Linked DNA regions of Mus musculus: region 2 is linked to region 1. A link is a contact called in ENCODE POLR2A ChIA-PET data. All regions are on one chromosome and are shown on one strand. The core of a region is the stretch at or near the end of the contact, and the rest is flanking DNA. Distances in the headings are between cores, read along the strand shown. Region 1 holds the start of Rad50 (RAD50 double strand break repair protein). Region 2 holds the start of Mir7671 (microRNA 7671).

The links. ChIA-PET counts read pairs that join two places held with the same protein, here RNA polymerase II (POLR2A).
Region 2: POLR2A ChIA-PET joins it to region 1 with 22 read pairs in Patski. The contact joins the enhancer-like site here to the promoter of Rad50 in region 1. POLR2A ChIA-PET finds 5 or more read pairs at or near these places in 3 of 5 experiments (Patski and embryonic stem cell).

The regions. Positions count from the first base shown.
Region 1 is chr11:53,705,196-53,712,027 of GRCm38, reverse strand. Rad50 (RAD50 double strand break repair protein) reads left to right here and starts at 4,709. Exons shown (of 25, transcript NM_009012.2): 1 at 4,709-5,101; 2 at 5,960-6,043. The coding sequence starts at 4,973.
Region 2 is chr11:53,758,005-53,764,045 of GRCm38, reverse strand. It overlaps Mir7671 (microRNA 7671), which reads left to right and starts at 392; the gene lies at 392-449. Within about 2 kb of position 3,923, at least 2 of the 3 ENCODE cell types and tissues checked have a DNase peak (open chromatin) inside an H3K27ac peak, as active enhancers do.

The DNA of each region.
Region 1 (6,832 bases), core at 3,460-5,959:
TTCATAATTCATAACACATTTCACAGAAATAACAGTAATATAAAATCCACTAACACTGGGTTGTTTTTTGTTTTTGACAAGGCTACATATTGTAGCCTCCCCCAGCCTGAAGTGAGCTGGTGCAGACCTTGTTGCCACTGAGGTGGGGCCACCTGTGGTGCAGCTTTCCGACTTGGCTGGCTTCTTTTGAAGTGACAACTGTCTTCCTGAGACATTCCTGAATAAGCAACAGCCTGGCGACCAAGTGCTGACAGCATGGCGACAAAGCACCAAGGATGGACTGGTGTGATGGGCTTTCCCCCTTTATAAGCAGAGTCTCTTAGTAAACTCTTGGGCCTTGATCAGAGAAAAAATTGTCTTGGCCTCATTATTTCTCTCACCGTCTAGTCTCTCTCTTTCAGCCCCAGCCTGCCTTCCAGGGATACCCGGTTCATGTAGGCCGAGGGCCGGCTTACTACTACAACATATAGTCCAAGCTGGTTACTCATTATGTAGCCAAGGCTGACCCTGAACTCCTGACCCTGCTTTTGCCTCCTGGGGTGGAATTACATGTACGCATATCACATCTGATTTATGTGGTGATACAAGCACTCTAGCAACCTAGTGATATCCCTAGTCCCCAGCACAAATTTTTAAGAGTTTTGCTCATGTAATGAATGACAGATGTCTGAAGGAAGAGGGTGATGTAAGCAGTAGTAGTTACTATTTGATAGCTGGTGTTTGATAACCGTTTGATAACTGCTGGTAAACCCAAGTAGCAGTGTGTGTACTTAGCTCACTGTGAACAAGAATTAAAAAGAGCTCTATGATGGATAAGGTGATAGGAATCGTGCATCATAGCTTTTGTGCATCATAGCATAGATTAACTTTGAATGTCAAAACAGCCACGTAAAAATTTTAAGTAGAATTTCTAAAATAATGGGAACATTTTTTTCTAACTCAGGTACTAAAAGAATAAAAACGTTCAATCAATCTAGGAAAAAAAAACCCTAGAAAGAGTGAAAAAAAAAAAAAAAAACCAAACACACACACACACACACACACACACACACACACACATACATGAACAATATGAGATAGGAAATTCCAAATTGACCAGACAAGTTAACTAACTCACCTATTAAAAAGACTCATAGCTAATCCCAGCACTTGGGAGGCTGAGGCAGGAAGATTTCTGAGTTCGAGGCCAGCCTCGTCTACAGAGTGAGTTCTAGGACAGCCAGGACTGCACAGAGAAAAACAAACAAATGAACAAACAAACAAAAAAGACACATAGCATAAAACTGTATCAAAGATATTTGCCATCTGTTTTCAAAAGATACTCAACATAAATGACAAAGAAAACAGAACGAAGACTAGCCAAGAGTTAGCTCAGTTACCAGACTGTGTTAATGGAGACAAGCGATCAGAAAGCATTAGAAAGATGCATAGGTTCCTGTGGACATAAGATAGCATCTCGTGGCAGCTTAGCTTTTCATCACATTAATTTTGGTTCAGGTAAAACCAAACGTTTTCCAGAAGTACTTTACCGAGAATTGGGGACTTGGCTGATTGGAACTTTGAGCCATAATTTTTTCTTTTTTGGTCATTTTGACTAGAAAACCTTTACTATTACAAGGTAGAATTGTGTGTGTGTGTGACAGAATGTAACTACCATGACATATCCATTATTTTTTTTCAGTTAACTATTTTGTTCTGAACTGTTTTTTTTCAAAACGTGTGCTTTGTGCATACTTACGAGAGGTTCACATGCTGTTTTCCCAGAGTATCAGAGTGGTCCAGAATTCAGTTCCTAGCATCCACATCAGGGACCCAACACACTCTTTAGCTCCCAACATGTGCACATAACCACACACATACATATAAGTTCATATTTTTAAATACCATGCTACTAATATTCACATATGAATCTCAAAATTCTCCTCCTCCTTCTCCGCCTTCTTTAAGATTTATTACATATTTATTATACGTAAGTACACTGTTGCTGTCTTCAGACACTCCAGAAGAGAGCGTCAGATCTCCTTACGGATGTTTGTGAGCCATCATGTGGTTGCTGGGATCTGAACTCAGGACCTTCAGAAGAACAGTCAGTGCTCTTAACCACTGAGCCATCTCTCCAGCCCTCAAAATTCTTCTTAAATTAAAAGCATTATCATTATAGAAATATTGTTTAATAAGCATTTTTGTCTCCTGATTTCAAGGTTTACATTCAGAATTTCCTGAGTCCCTCAAATTCCCTTCACTTTTTGTTTTTTGAGACAAGGTCTCATTGTAGCTGTGGCTAACTTGGAATGTCTTACACGCGTTCTCGACCGGCCAGGAAAGACGCAGCAAACCAGAATCTTCTGCGGCAAAACTTTATTGCTTACATCTTCAGGAGCAAGAGTGCAAGAGAGCAAGAGCTCTATTGCTTACATCTTTAGGAGCCAGAGCGCAAGAGCGCTAGAGTGCAAAGGGCAAAAGCAAGAGCCAGAGCAAGAGTGCAAAAACGCAAGAGTGCAAGAGAGCAAGAAAAAGAACAAGAACAAGAAAGCAAAAGAGCAAGAAAAAGAACAAGAAAAAGAACAAGAGCAAGAGAGAGAAAATGGCAAAACCCCGTCCCTTTTAAGGAGAATTATCCTCCGCCTAGGACGTATTACTCCCTGATTGGCTGCAGCCCATCGGCCCAGTTGTCATCACGAGAAAGGCAGAACACATGGCGGGAAAACTGCCCCTGCACGTGTGCAGATTATGTTTACCACTTAGAACACAGCTGTCAGCGCCATCTTGTAACGGCGAATGTGAGGGCGGCTCCCCACAGGAATGTGCAATGATCCTCCTGCCTCAGCTTCCCTAGAACAGGGATTACAGGCTTGTCTCACCAGGTCTGTCTGGCTTCTTCTTTTTCTTGAAAAAAAAAAAATTAAAGCATGAAGCCAAGTGTGGTGGCTCACACCTTTGATCCCAGCACTTGAGAGTCAGAGGTAGGTGGCTCTCTCAGTTTGAAGCCAGCTTGGTCTACATAATGAGTTCCTGGCTGCCAAGATTACACGTCACAAAATGACAATGGAAAAATTAAAATGTAATTATATCATTTCCCCCTTCCCTTTTCTCCCTTCAGCCCTCTCATGTTCTGTCTCCCCTTTACTCTCTCTCAAATTCATGGCCTCTTTGTTATTTTACACACACACAAACAACCTACCGAGCCAGTTAGTGTTACTTGTACACATATGATTTCAGGGCTAACCACTTGGTATTGGATAACCAACTCCTCCCCAGAAAAGACCACCTCTTCTCTTCTCAGCAGTTAATTCCATTGTAGTTCTCTATGGGCTCCCTTTCCATGTCAGCATGTCTACTGATGCTGTCCTTGTTCAGGTCTTGTTTAGGCAGCCATATTGCTATGGTATCATGTGTGAAATTTTCTGTCATTTCTAGGAGACACAATCTCACAGGTTTCCTGGACCTCTGGTTCTTACAATCTCTTCACCCCCTCTTCTGACATGTTCTGTGAGCCTAGGTCCAAGAGTTGTGCTGTTGATCTATGAATCAGGGCTGGGCACGCCAGGCCAGCCTTTTATTTTTGTATGAGACAGGGTCTCACTCTTAGTCCACACTTAACAGTGAAAGGCATCCTCCTGCCTCAGTCACTCACCTGAGTGCAGGAATTACAGGTTTGAGCCTCCATAGCCAGCCCCTTTCTACCTAATTCCTACCTTGTGACCTTGTTGACAGGAGCGGACTTTCTTCCTACTTATAAGAACCCTGTCTTGGAACAGCATCTGGTTTTGGGTCCACAAACTTTTGGTCTTAAACTCCTTTTGCACTTTTAAATACTGCTGAGGGTGGAGGCATTGTATATGTTACTAATAGTTCAGTGGCAAAACTTTAAAAAAAGCCTACACACACATATATACTTTGTGTATTGCCTGCATGTATTACAGCATGTCTATGCCTGGAACTCAGGGAGGTCAGAAGAGGGTGTTAGATCCCCTGGAACTGGAATTACAGATGGTTGGGGCCACCATGTGGGTGCTGGGAATTGAACCCCGACAATCTGCAAGAGCAAGTGCTCTTAACCACTGAGCCACCTCTCCAGCTCACAAAACCATTAGCTCTGCAAGGATCTCAACACAAGCCTATGTAAGCATTAACTAGCAACATTTACAGCTTAGTAGAAATGAAAACTGATTTATTCTAAAGGAAAAATATATACAAGAGTGCAGTCTATTGTAATGGCAGCACCACAGTCACGTGATCAAGAGAAACTACTCGCCACTATAAAGTGAAAAACCAAAAAAAAAAAAAAAAATAATAATAATAATAAAAAGTGACAGTGAAAAACGCTGTTAAACAGTACTGTCCGTACAGTAGATGTCATTAACAAACCACTAACTGGGGTCTCCGACTGCACCCCAGCCTACCCATGCGGTCCAGGGATCCAAATGTGGACGTAAAGTATGGTCTTCGCTACTTAAGATGGGCTAGGAGGCTCTGTAATAGCGACGCTTGGAAGACTGAGGCAGGAGAATCGCAAGTTCGAGCCTACAGAGCTAGACCCGATCTCAAAACGTCAAAGCAAACAGTGATAGGTGGCAGCTGCCTCCCTGCCCAACTTCTAAAAGACAACAGCTACTCGTCCTGCTCGTGTTGCTTAGGACTCCCACTTCCCGGCATGCCCCGGGCGTGCGAGAGGCGTGGACAAGTACGCGCCCGCCCCCACGTGACCCCAGGTCGTGCGAGGCGGGAATGTGCGAGCTTACGGTTGCTGGCTCGCTTGGCTTTTCTGGGCTGTGCAGACCCTAACCGGCCCGCGCCCTCCCGGGAAACCGAAGCCCGCGGGGCCGGAAGTGCTCTCGCCACCGGAGCTCCTGCTCGCAGCGCGTGTTCGGAACTTTTGGGTCCTCTCGCGGCGTTCCTTCCCGGCTTGCCCAGCTTCCGCCTTGAGGTTAAAACTCGCCCCTGGCACTGAGTAAAGGAACGTGGTGCAAACATGTCCCGGATCGAAAAGATGAGCATTCTGGGCGTGCGAAGTTTTGGGATAGAGGATAAAGATAAGCAGATTATCTCTTTCTTCAGCCCCCTCACAATTTTGGTTGGACCCAATGGGGCGGGGAAGACGGTAAGTCCTGAGGCGAGGGCCCCAGAAGGTGTTTAGGGCGTCGCCCTGCGCGCTGCGTGGGCCTCGGGGACCTCAGAGCCGGTCCGGCCCAGCAACTCGGAGTGTCGGAAGCCCACGCGTGCGCTCCGCTCTGGCATCTCGTTCCCGGGGAAGGCCGGCTGCGCCCCTGCTTCCCAGCCCCGCCCCCTAGTTCCGGAAGCGTAGCAGACTCTCGCCACCTACCTGTGCCCAACTGGGACCTCCCAAAAGCCCCTCCAAAAAGCTTTTTTTTTAAATATGAGAGATAGGTAACCTAGAGTTGCAAAACATGTCTACTGGTAAAACATAACGATGGAAAAAAAAAGACTTATTGTGGACATGAAGCTGATAGAGTAGCCCTAACGCTGGAAAATTATTTTATTACTTCTGAAGATTTGGGCAATGCGTTGTGACACACTCGTTTAATCCTAGATTGGCAGAGACATGCCCATTTCTATGAGTTTGAGGCCAGTTTGATCTACACAATAAGTTGCAAGATAGCCAGAAATACCAACTTGGATGTTGAATGTCAGGAGGTGGACTTTTATGTGGAAATGTTACTTGACATTGTACCAGGTCTGTTCTTAGCCTTGATCTCCTGGAAGGAAGACATAATAAAGCGCTTATAATCACTAGCTACATGTATACATATTTTTTGCTATTATTTAATTTATTTATTTTGGACACAGCATCCCACATAGCTTAGGCTGACCTGATCTTCTTGTCCACCAAATGCTAGAATTGTAGATACACACCTCCACACCTGGCTGTGAATGAATATTTGTCATAAACTACTGTGGTTCTCATCACTAAATAACACACAACTTGCTCTTTTTTTAGACCATCATTGAATGTCTAAAGTATATTTGTACTGGAGATTTCCCTCCTGGAACCAAAGGAAATACATTTGTTCATGATCCCAAGGTAATGGTGTCTGTAAAGTTTTGTATTTTAAGAATTAAATTTTTATAATTCTAAAAGTAGTGGTTGCTTATTGTAGAGGACCTTAGAGTGGAAAGTATGCAGAGAAGATGGTCACCTGCAGTGGACGCACCCAGTGATAACCATTGTTGGCATTTTTATTTTCCTATGTACTGTTTAACCCAGCAGAGATCATAGTCCTATCTAATGGTACATTTCGGGGTTTTCCCCCCAGAGCACTGTCATACAGTGTGAAGTTATTAAAGCACAATAGGGCTGACAAGAGCAGGTAAACACATTTGCTGGTCACGCCAGGGTCAAACTTAAGAAGGGTGAGGGGAGAATTGACTCCACAATGAGTTCTCTGACCTTGTGTCATGCACAGACATTCGCGTGTACATACACACATACACACACACACACACACACACACACACACCTCTAATAATAATAACAAATAATAAAAGGAAGTTTTGAAGAAGAAAGCAAAACCACTATAATGATTTCTTAATCTTGGTGTATGGGATGTTTCAATCTTTAGACTTTTTTTTTTTTAATTTAGCTGGAGTCTTTTAGTTGAAATTTGTGATGCTATATAAAATCATTAATAGTTGCAGTATTATTTGCAGTTAGATTGCTTTTAGTTTTTCACCATAGTCTACCGTGATGTAAATCTTTGGAATGCCTTGTTTGGATTGTGATGTTTTACATATAAATATGTTTTGCATATCTATATGCAACAAGAATGTGAATTTATGTAGTGCCGCAGAATCCCATTAAGGTAAGTGTTTA
Region 2 (6,041 bases), core at 2,674-5,173, 53 kb before region 1:
TGACCGTGTGGGCTGCCACTGGGGCCCGCTGCGGAGTTTCATTTCTTATAAACACAGCGTTGGGAGGAAAGAGGCCTCAGTTCCCATCCGCCCTGTGGGGCCTGGAGAGCCGAGCCGAGGAGACTGTGAGGCCAGACCAGGAGGCCGTGACCCAGGGCAGGGCTGGATGAGAGCAGCTCCACTTCACTGTGGCTGATCCTGCGGGGTAGTGGAGACACCACCCCCACCCTACATCAGCCTCCCTCGCCTGCCTTGGCCTTGGGGTGGGCCCCCCTCTTCTCCACGTGATGCACTCGGGTGCCGGGTGTGCGTGATTGGAGGAGAGTGGGCAACCAGGCCCTTTGGGCCAACTTCCACATTCCTGATCCGCCCCGACTTGGGGGTGAGTTGCAGGCTCCGCTCTGGCTAGCTTCCTGGAAAGGGAGGGAAGCGGGCAGGCGGAGAACCACAGAGCCTCCCAGCTGGGCCGCCCAGGTGGCTGCCTCCATTCTAACCCCACGCCTATATTCTCCCACGCATGCACGCCAGGCCTGCCCCACCCGTGCCAGGCAGTCACCTGCCAAGAGGCAGAGCATTTTTTTCTCCCCACCACCCAGCCTTCCCCTTCCGCCAGAAGTTTGCACCTAGCTCAGCATCTATAAGCTGTGTGGCCTGGGGCTACGTGCTAAACTTCTCTGTGCAGACCATCAATCACCTGGGATAGCTGAAGCTGGCAAGCCTCTAGCTGAACTCCTGCTCTTAATAATCCCCTCCCCCGTCCTTCTTGTCCATTCGGTCTCTTGTTCGGTCCCTTTCCCCGGGGTGGACAGGCACACAGGAGAAGTACAGGGGGGGTGTCCCACAAGAACATTCCATCATCTGTTGCAGCCTGAGAACCTGGCTGAGATAACTCGCAGTACCCTGGCGATAAGGTGTGTGAACTAGCTGGGATTCGGAGCCCTAGTTCCCAACACCCACTCTCAAGGTTCCGTCGGCCTGGGCAGGAGGGGCGGGGCTTGAGTTTCGCTTTCTTGCCAACGTGGAGGCAACAAGGAAATCGAGGAGTTTCCCGGAACCGCTGAGCTCTGCTCCAAAGCAGGCAGCGGGACGGGCACGTGTCCAAAGTCCCTGGCCAGCAGCTCGCTGGAACTTCCAGTGGGAACCGGGGAAAACCAACCCCGGAAAAGCCCCACCTCAGAGCACCTGCCCAGTTCTCTTGGGGCTGTTGTTCCCAGAGAAGGTGGGGATCTCAAAGGAGAACAGCAGAGGGATCATTGAACAGGGTGTAATGGTGTCTGTCTGTCGGTCGGTCCACCAGCAGAGGATGGACCACAAAGTCAAGGGATACCTGAGGAATGACTGTTCCTGCCTGAGTCCTGAGTTTTATTGTTTGTCTTTGCATGGAGACAAAGTCTCACATACCTGAGACTGTTGGACTCAGGGTGGAGCTGAGTATGTATGACCTTGAACTTGTGATCCTCCTGCTACCACCTTTGAAATGTGGGTGACTTTGCCTGGTCTTTGCAGTATCAGGGTTTGATGCAGGCTAGGCAGACACTAGTAACTTAGCCCCATCATCTCCAGTACATGTGTGTCCATGCATGCCTGTGTGCAAGCTAGGGTTTCCAGTAGCCCAGGCTGGCTTCAAATTCCTGGGTAGCTGAGGCTGGCCTGGACCTCAGGATCTTCTCATCTTCCAGACCTCCTAAATGCTGGGATACGGGTACCAGCAACTGTGTTGGTTCATATCCACTCTTTGCTCGCTCTTTTCCTTATCCATTGGGAAGATTTCTCTGGACATGCTCAAGAAGAGCATCGCCCTTCCGTCCTGTCCAGCCTGCTAAGCTCAAGGCTAGAAACAACCAAACTTAGAGGCGGGCACAGGGACAACAGTCAAGCTGAGTGAATTGGAGGCATGGAGTGGAACTGGACTTTTGGATCCAGTCCCCTGGCCCCTTGCCCAGTCAGGTCCTGCAGATGAAAGAAGAGTCCCTCTCTAGGAGTGGACTCAGCCCCTTCGTGAGTGACTGAGCCCTACCCTCCTGTGGGTCCTTGGGCAGCTAGCAGACTGTTCTCATCCCTAAGGAATGTGATTTGTGAGCTTGGCCACTTCCTTCTGTCCTCAGAGGCTGGAGCTCCCTGCAGCCATGGATGGCTGTGGGTTGGGTTTGAATCTGAGCCAGGAAGCTTGGCAGGGAAGGGCCAGGATGGTGTTTTGGGGGAGTCAGAGTATAGTTCCCTCCCTTGCATCTTCAATCCAAAGAAGAATCTGGGGTCAAGGGAGGCAGGGTCACCCCAAAGCGTATATTTCCTTAAATCCTTGGATCTCCCTCTTTGCAGCCATGGCTTTCAGAAAAGCAGGAATCAAACTCAGTAGACCTCCAGCCCCTCCTGGTCCAGAAGAGCTGGGGTCGGGGCTGGCAGTAGTGGTGACCATCTGAAGACAAGCAGATTGTCAAGAGGGAGGCAGGCAGATAGGTCAAGTGATGGCCTTTGCTTTTTTCCAGCCAGGTTCAGGATTGCCATGCCTGCAAGAGGGCTAAGGAAACTCTAAATTCTGCAAGAGCGGAGCTTGTGCTATGCCCGCAGACCCTGGTGACTCAGCCTGGGAATCCCGATGCCAGGGCCTGCCCCAGAGATGAGAGTGCCTGGCTGCCATGGCAGCAGTTGAGGGGGCCCCAGAGAGAATGTTTTATTGTACCCCCTTTCGTGGTGAGGCAGCTTTGTTTTTTATTTTTTTTCAGATTTAATTTTTAAGATCATTTTTATATGTATATGTATTTTCTTGCTCCTCTCCTGCCCCCTCTTGCACGTGTGTGTGTGTGTGTATGTAACATACTCAAACATGTGTGTGTACAGTGCTCAAAAAGAGACCAGAGGAGAGTGCCTGATTATCTGCAGCTGGAGTTTCAGGCTGTGTGCAGGGATCCTAACCTGGAGTCTCTACAAGGGCAAGTGTCATTACCACTGAGCCAGTATTTCTGAGTTAAAGAACCAACTGACCCTAGCTCATAAAACAGGCCTGGGAGCAGGCCTAAAAGTGTCTGTGCTGGGTTTCACTAGGGGGCATATTTGTGTATGTGTGTGTGGGGGAACAGGACAAGAGGAAGGTGCATCCTGCTTGCTACTGTATCCCCAAGGGCCAGCATAAAGCAGGTACCCTATGGGAAGTAGTGAAAGATGGATTGGAGGGAGGGTGGATAGGAGGATAGGGTAGGGGATGTATAAATGGGTGGGTAGGAGGGATAAATGAAGAGAAAGATGGATAGAGTGGAGGCTAGACTGATAGGCAGGCGGATGAGTAGGAGGAGAGACAGGTAGATGGATGGGACAGTGGATGAGGAGATGGGTGGATAGATGGTGGGTGGATGGATAAATGGATCACTGCGAGGGCAGGGAGATGGTGAACTCAGCAGGTCTTAGCAGTATGTACATGTTCCCTGAGATAATCTTAACAATAAAATAATTTCTACAAAAAACGTACGCTGCCCCGGTAGTAGGGAATGAAGAGTGAGGCTTCTCTGCGTGGCACTGGGGTTGTTTCTGCTCTGCTCTGTTGTTCCAGCGGGACCTCTGCTCCCTTTCCCATCACCTCCCCCCAGACCCCCTTTCACCCCTCCCAACTCCCACCCCCACCCCCTCGTCAAGGTAAAAGAACAGAAGACAAGGGCTTTTAGGTTCATGCTAAGTGGCTCTCTTCCTTCCCTGGAAGGACTGGCTGAAGGGAGGACTAATTAAGACCGACGTGCGAGATTCCAGTCCTTTTTCGAGATTCCAGTCTTTCTCCACCCCAGTGTTAAGATTCAGACCAGACGGGTGTGGGCGGCAGCCTCTGTTTACTGGGAAGAAAATAACAAGCCCCCTACGGGGAGCAGTTCTGTGTTTAATCCCTCGCCCCGCCGTCGCTGGGGCTCCAGGTGCCGTTCTCACTTCCCCTAGGAAGCTCACAGCTTTCAGATCACTGGACTCCAAGGGTCATCAGAAGGCTACTAGTGGAGATGCTTCCTCCCCAGGAATTCACCCCCTCCACCTGCTGCTACCCAGGACACAGGGACAGGCCGGCTCCAGCTCTAAAACCTCCTACCCATTTTCTCTAAGACCCACAGAAGGAACTCCCACTCTACCTTCCGAGCCTGAGCCTGAACTCTCCCCACGATCCCATATGCTGCTTGCTTGTGTGTGTGTGCGCGCGCGCGTGTTTACAAATCTAATACACTACCAAAACAAAAAACACCTGTCTGGCAGCAGGCAAGAGGTTGTCAGAGGCCCCCACACCCACCCTGCCTGGAGAGTCAGGAAGAAAGACTTGCTGGCTTCCCGCTGGATGAGTGACAGGCCACAGTGAGGATCATTTTGTCAGCCAACCAGCACACAGTGCTGCACAGGGAGTGTCCTGGAGGACTGGGCTCTATCAGTGAAGCCAGAATGAACTATGGCATGCTGGGAGAAGAAGCTGTGAGCCAGGGGGGACCTGTAGTGACTCGTCTGTCATTCTCAGGAAGCAAAACCCATGCCTTAAGATTCCACAGGAATAGAATAGAGTGCCTTGGACAGCCGTGTGTGAGCCGGGGTGCCAGTCAGTGACTTAGGCAGCTTCTTGTAGAGCGGGGACTCCAGTCTGAAGACTTAATGCGTCTGATTGACCGTGGGTTATGTTGTTCAGTAAGACAGCCATCACTAGCCTATATAGAAAGTCTGTAAGGGTAGAGGGAACTTGGTTACCTCCCACAGAAGGTCCAAGTGTACTCCGCTTACATGTATGTGTCATACCTGGAGTGTGAGGCCAAGAGACAGATGCCGAAGGGGTGGGGACAGGGTGCCTCAGCCAGTGTTCACAGATGGCTCCTCTGAGGAAGTATCAGTCTAACCAGGCTTGAAGCATGAGGCAAAGTCCACAGACCAAGGGATAAAAGAGGCCTTCGTTGGGGGAGGACAGCAGAGAAAGGCCTGGAATTTAGGCCTTTTCCCACATGGCTTGTCCTGGCTGCCTCAGAAACGCTCCAAGGCTGCAGAGGAGGATTGCCCACCAGACCTCCAGGGAGAGGCAATCTGGGAATCAGCATTTTTAAGGAAGCAGGGACCAGCTCTACATCTGTGTGTGCCTGAAAGTTAGTGCCTCCTTAAAAGTTTGTTGTGACTGCCTCACCCTAGTCCAAGACCCTGCTGCACCCTAGAGGTGGGGAGGGTAGCAGCAGACGCTTCTAAGGGACCCTCCGTGGAGGATCAGGGGTGTGACTCTGGTTTGTTTTGTTTTGACTTTTTTATTAAAACAAACAAAAAACCAATCACATTCACAGATTTATGTGAGGATGAGAGAAGGTACCCACCACCCTGTATGTGTGTGTCAGTTGGAGGACAACTTAGCAGAGTGAGGCTCTCCTTCCACCATGAGGGGCCAGAGTTCAAACTCAGGTAGGCAGCTGGCAGACGCGCTTTAATCTTCTGACCATCTCATGAGCCCCTGTAAGTCAGGGTTTGCCAATCCTGGGTATCTTGATCAGAACCAGAAGACAGGAATTTGAGTGTGGTTGGGAGGCAGCAGAGGCAGGAATGAAGCCTTTGGGCCTTCCCCAGGCCTTCTCTCGTTCTGGGACATGGTTTAGAGAGTAGAGCAAGAGGTCAAAAGGCCTCAGCTTGCCCCAGAAATGCCCTAGTAATTGGTGATCGCAGCTCGAGGCTAATGTGATACCCGAAGATTGCTCGGTCTCGTCCTTTGCACTCTGGCTCTGTGGGTATGGCAGAGGAAAGGGAGAAGATGGTGGCCTGTGCTGCTGGGTGGGGCTTGTCAATTGGTCCACAGTCCCTCTGTTGTCCAGCAGAACTGCAGTGCCCTCCTGCCTTAGATCCCCCTGAACTTCAGCCCCTGTGGCTGCAGCTCCCCCTATTGGCAAGTTTCTTTTTTTTGTTTTTTGTTTTTTGTTTTTTTTCGAGACAGGGTTTCTCTGTATAGCCCTGGCTGTCCTGGAGCTCACTTTGTAGACCAGGCTGGCCTCGAACTCAGAAATCCGCCTGCCTCTGCCTCCCGAGTGCTGGGATTAAAGGCATGTGCCACCACGCCCAGC